Linked DNA regions of Homo sapiens: region 1 is linked to region 2. A link is a contact called in ENCODE Hi-C or POLR2A ChIA-PET data. All regions are on one chromosome and are shown on one strand. Each heading gives the region's core, a stretch centred on a gene start or an enhancer-like site at or near the end of the contact. The rest is flanking DNA. Distances are from core to core; before and after follow the strand shown. Region 1 overlaps CDH23 (cadherin related 23). Region 2 overlaps CDH23 (cadherin related 23).

Region 1 (2,968 bases), core at 267-2,766, 150 kb before region 2:
CGCAAGCAATTTTAAGGTGGTGTAATAAATGCTGTGATGGAGGCAGTGCAGAATGTGGGCTCTGGGAGCCCACAGAAGGGGCACCCAACCCAGGTTCAGGGAATTAGGGAGGGCTTTCCAGAGGAGGTGATAAACAAGTTGGGACTGAAACATGCATAGGAGTTGGCCTGCGTGTCCACTGCACCTAGAACACAGAACATGCCTGATATATAGTAGGTGCACGGTCATTATTAGTGGAATGAATGAATGGGGAAGAATGTTCCAGACAGACAGAACAGCATGAGCAAAGATCCACAGGTACCAGATTCAGGCAGTGGAGGAGCTGGGAACTAGGACACAGGTGCATCGCCCTTCCTGTCACACCTCCTGACATGAAGATGGGCACTCTGCCTTCACAGATGCCTTCAGACTCTCTAGGTGCCTGTCAGTGTGCCTCCACTTCCCAGCAGGGGCTAGGACACAGTGCTCGGTGAATATTTGTTGAATGAATGAGAGGGAGAGACTTCAGAGCTGGTATTTCCCAGCCATCTCATTAAATAGGCAGATGAGGGGCAGGTCAAGAGACGGGTGGCCAGGGTGTCATTCATTCAACAGTGATGTTTTTCAGTACCTGTTTAATACAGGGCACTGGGCCGGGCCCTGGGGACACAGTGGAGAGCAGACTTGGGCATGGACCCACCCCAAGGAGCTTACAGTCTAGTGGGGAGTCAGATGGTGACCAGAGAGTCACCTAATGTCAGTGGGATTGGAGACCCAGAGAATAGCCAGGTAACTCTGAGCAAATACAGCCAAGGACCCGATCCAGACTGGGGGTCAGAGAAGCCTCTGGAGGAAACAGGCCTGGGTGAGATGTGAAGGCTGAATAGGCAAGAGTTGGGGGTGAAGATGAGGAAAGGATTCTAGCAGACGGATGGCACAGGCAGCGGCTGGAGGCAGCGCAACACCCAGTTCATCTGAGGAAGTGCAAGGCCAGAGGGCTGGAGGGAGGCGAGGAGTCAGTGAAGCCGAGAAGGGCAACCAGGCAGGCCAGGCAGCGCAGGTGTGGAAGGGCTTCTGTGGTGTTTATCTGGAGGTCAACAGGAAGCCACTGTGGAGTTACTGGAGGACTGGAATAGGGTTGTGGCGACACGCCCAGATATGTATTTCAGGGCATTCATAGCGCCACGGGGGAGTCCACATTGCAGGGCCAGAGAGGCTGTGGAGCCCAGTGAGCCGGTCCCCGCAGGGGTGGTGGTGGGTGGGAGGGACAGGAGCAAACTGCTCCTGGAGGCAGAATTGCAAGGAAGAGTCTGGTTTCTGGCTCAGTGGTGGGTGCAGAGGGAATGTATTGACATTCATGGAGCCGGGGACACAGTTTCCAGAGTTTGTTCTTAGGCGTGCTGAATCTATGCCGTCTTTGAGACTCCTGCAGAGGCATCAAGTGGACGGTGGCTTGTTTGGGACCCAGAGAGGCCTCCATGGAGATGGGAGTGTCTCAACTGCTGTGGCCAGGGCTAAGCAGCCACTTGGCGTGCTTGACTCCAGCCGGGAACAGGAGCCGGAAGAGAGGCCCCGTGGGGTAGGGTCAGTCGGAGGCTGGCCGCTGCTCCTCCAGCCTGCCTGGAGCCTGTCAGCTGCGTGGTGACGGAATGCATTTCTCTGCACCGGAATAGATTTGGGCTCAGCAGTTGGCTCTAAGTGCTTTTTGCCCTGACGTTCAGAAATGAGCACTGGGGCAGCGGGAGGGCTGGGATTGGGGAGGGAGCCCAGGGGACAGGGCCACAGCCTGCGGGGGCCTGCTGCACGCCTGAGTAAATACGTGTTTGCCACATCACACGCAGTCATGCGGGGTGGAGACAGAGAGGGGAGAGTGTCTTTGTGTATGTGTGTGCGTGGTGGAGGGGGGTGATGGCATATGGACTTGAGCTCCTAATCCAGTGGCCTCAGAGTACAGGAATATCTCGAGGTCCAGGAGGGGTGCACAGAGCCTGACAGCTGCCTCCACCGAATACGTCTTCTTTATCTTCATGTAGATCTTGGTCAGAGGCACCAGCTCTCCTCCAAGTGGAAGGGATTAGGGGACAGGAGAAGCAACATCAGAGGTGGGCTGGGAAGAGGTAATGTAGAGCCCCAACTTGGGGAACCAGGAGGAAAACACAGTCCCATGTGCATGTGCAGCCTCCCTGCAGGTCTCTGGGTGTGTGATGCCAAACCTTGCCAAGGGGGGCACTGTGTACACACAGAGACAGAGGGAAAAAGGAAGTAGTACAGTCCTCAGGGTAGTACTTAGTGGTTGTCATTTTATCTTTTAGGGGAACAACTTTGGTATAATAAAGACTTCATTTAAGATCAGTGTTGAGCTGCCTCCTTTATTAGACTGCAAAGCCTGTCCCCATGAAGAAGCCACTGGCTTTGCCATACTTAGGCAAAGCCTTCCAGAGAGTTCTTGAAAAACCAGCTCTGAGCCTGACTAGGCCTCTATCTTGGTTCAAGAGAAATGACTTCCTGCCTGCAATCACCATAACCGATAGCTCATGAGACAGAGACAGTAAATAATTGTTCCACAAGTTTCAAGAGCAAGCGTAATTAGTACAGTTAACAGTGTTAGGTGATTAATTGGTTCATTCAGCACCATTGTGAATGAGGCAGAGCGTAAGCAGGGGAGGGGCCAGAGCCCCCAGACACCCAAATGTGGATATGGCCCACTACTGATCAGCCAGGATCTGACCCCTGAAACAGCAGCCAACAGCTAAAAGGCATTCACCTCCAAGAGCTGGGGCTCCTTGGGCCAGAGCAGAGGGCAGGTCACTGGGCAGGGCCCACAGAGTTTGTCCCATTAGTGGACATTCAGGGCTGGAAAGAACTGGATTTGGCTTCCATATTGTTTCACCTGTTTGCCAAAGGTCAGAAAGCTGTTGTAAGTGAATGATAAGACTGACCGATTAGCCCATATAGGAGGGGAGGGGGCACGGATGCATAGAGTCCCAGC
Region 2 (2,700 bases), core at 122-2,621:
ACTGTAGCCTCACAACGGCTCTGCATGGAAGTCACACTAATCTCCATTTTATAGATGAGAAAACTGAAGCTTCAAAGAATTAAAATTCTCCAAGGCCAAGCGTCTGGGAAGGGCCATAATCAGAATTCAAATCCACATCTCACATCTTCACCACGTGGGTGCTCTCCCATGGCTGATGCAAGATAGTAAATGGCCTGGCTGCTGTGATTGCTGAAGTCTGCTGGGACTGGCTCACCCTGCTCCCAAGAGCTAGCGAGGCACTCAATTGTGAACTCCATATTCAATACCACCAAGTTGGTAGCTTAAAATGGGCCCTGGTGGGGCTATTTACACCAAGGAAATTGGCAAATGCCTTTTTTTTTTTTTATTTTGGGGAGCCAGTTGTCAAACATTTACCAGCACGCCACTATCAGGGTGATGTTTGCATTTCAGTTACACCAAAATACAAAGAAAGACCAAATACAGGCGAACAAGAAATGTTGTTTAATTGTTCAGATTTAGCACACTAAAACAACTCGAGGCAATGTAATTATGCTCTTCACAATGTAATTAGGAAATTATTTTATAACTATTAATTATCAATGCACGATAAGGTTGGATAGGTTGAACTGTCCAGTAATGAGTCACAAGTTAGACGCATGTGAACACCCGGTGTTTTTATTTCCTGTCATTGTATTTCTGTGACTGTATAAATAAACAGTGCCTGGCACTGTTCTAAGATTTCCATGATCTTAATTAAATTAACCCCACAATAGCCCTATGAGGTAGTTCCTATTATGGTTCCCTTTGGACCCTATGAGGAAACTGAGGCACAGAGGATTGAAGTAACTAGCTCCAGGTGAGAAAGCCAGTAAGATAATGTCAAAAGTCTAAACAAGAGGTGATCTGTGACTGAGCTTAAGGCCTAATGGCCCTCCTGCCCTGTTCTCCAGCCCCTAACCCCGAGAATCAGCCTAGATTTTCCCACATCTGCAAATATTTCCTCCTCATGGGGTTATGTTGCCCAGCCCTGGGGAACCAGCTCCCAAGGCACAGGAGCTCTCCCGTCTCCCACTGTGAGCACCAGCTCAGGAACACATCCAGGCCGCCAGATCATGGTAGCTTGCTAACATTTCTCGTGCAAGTTCTCACCCTCTCTCCTTCCCTCGCTCTCTCTCTTCTTCCCTCCCTCTCTCCCTGGCCCACCCAAACCCTCTCACGCACCCACTTCTCTCTCTGGCAGGGGAAATCACCACCACGTCTCTGCTTGACCGAGAGACCAAGTCTGAATACATCCTCATCGTTCGCGCAGTGGACGGGGGTGTGGGCCACAACCAGAAAACTGGCATCGCCACCGTGAGTGCGCTCCCCTCCCGTGCCCCAGCTCCCCCTCGCCGGCCAGGCTGCTGCTCCCTGCTTGTACCTCTGGACCCCCGTGTCCTGAGCCAGTGTGAGGCTTTGTGAGAATGAGCAAGGGGGCGAAAATGAACCCATCAGCAGCAGAGGTCAGCCCCCGGGGCCACCACAGCTGTGGGGAAGAAAGGCATCACCACCAGGAATGTAGGGGCACTTGGGAGGAGCAAAATGAAATACTTTCTCTCCTGCCCCTAAAAATCCAGGAGGGCAGGTGGCAGAAGGCATGAGCCCCATAGGCCCCTCCTTGCCTTGGTGCCTGTCAACAAAGCAGAAGCAGGCATTCCTGCGAGGAAGAGCAGCTCAGAGCAGGAAGCAGGGCCCTGGAGGGTCCCTGGGGGCTTGTTCTCCCCCATCTAATGTGCCCCAGAGAGTAGAAAGCTAGAGGAACGAAACGTGGGGGCCTCGAATGAGCTCTCGGCTGCAGAAGTGAAAGGGGAAGTGAGAAGCCCTCTGTGGGAGAGGAAGCGGGAGGACCAGCTGACAGTCACTCCAGCCACCTCCCCTCTTTGTTCCCCATTCGGTTTCTTTGGCTCACCCTCAAAACTGTGGCCCTCACCCAGTCTGCAGCAGCCACCCCATCCTTACCCAGCCAGAGAGGCTGGAGACGGTATCGCGTGGCCAGGGATTTGATGGAAAAATCCCCAGTGCCCTACTCTGTCAAGGGAGGCTCCTACTAATAGGAATCAGAGCCCTATAAATAATGTACCTGGTGGCAGGTGAGCAGGGAAATTGCTTGGCTTGTAGCTGAGACGGGGAGGCTCAAGGGATTCTATTAGATCCCCCACCCTGTCAGTCACCTTCAGCCAAGACTGGAGGCAGGGATGGGGGAAGCCCCAGGTCACAGCAAGGATTTCAGGGCTTATCACATCCATTCCACTGCCTCCTGATGGGACAACACTGGAACTCTCTCTCCTGAAGCGGCCTGGCTCCTTCCTGCCCTCGAAAGCCCAGGCTCTGCCCAAGGCTCCCAAGGTTGGTGGAGCTGGCAGAATTAATGCGAAGATTGCCCGTGGGCATCTGAGCACTTTTCCCCTGGCAGGCCCTGCCCTGGCCCATCTCAGCTGGGTGTGTCTCCCAGCGCCCCTTATGGCTTCACAGGTAAACATCACCCTCCTGGACATCAATGACAACCACCCCACGTGGAAGGACGCACCCTACTACATCAACCTGGTGGAGATGACCCCTCCAGACTCTGATGTGACCACGGTAGGTGGTGGCAGAGCAGCAGAACTGCCAGGCGGCCCTTCCCAGGGGTCTGTGCCCCTCCCACTGCGATTCCAGGGGGCCTTCCCCTATGGGGCTGGT

What was found. Hi-C counts contacts between places; a loop is a spot of excess contacts on that map. ChIA-PET counts read pairs that join two places held with the same protein, here RNA polymerase II (POLR2A). Pooled maps may share reads with other maps.
Region 1: a pooled map shows a loop between it and region 2 (2.4-fold over the local background). The contact joins two enhancer-like sites. A Hi-C loop is called at or near these places in 1 of 37 single-sample maps with no recorded cell type and 2 of 50 pooled maps. POLR2A ChIA-PET finds 5 or more read pairs at or near these places in 1 of 52 experiments (WTC11).

What each region holds. Positions count from the first base shown.
Region 1 is chr10:71,546,420-71,549,387 of GRCh38, forward strand. The region is part of intron 6 of CDH23 (cadherin related 23); the gene reads left to right. Among named protein-coding and RNA genes, the nearest start is that of CDH23-AS1, 36 kb to the left of the region's middle. RefSeq lists a silencer at 1,126-1,320. Within about 2 kb of position 1,517, at least 6 of the 41 ENCODE cell types and tissues checked have a DNase peak (open chromatin) inside an H3K27ac peak, as active enhancers do.
Region 2 is chr10:71,692,925-71,695,624 of GRCh38, forward strand. It overlaps CDH23 (cadherin related 23), which reads left to right. Exons shown (of 70, transcript NM_022124.6): 21 at 1,223-1,335; 22 at 2,494-2,601. Among named protein-coding and RNA genes, the nearest start is that of C10orf105, 26 kb to the right of the region's middle. RefSeq lists an enhancer at 1,129-1,198. Within about 2 kb of position 1,372, at least 17 of the 41 ENCODE cell types and tissues checked have a DNase peak (open chromatin) inside an H3K27ac peak, as active enhancers do.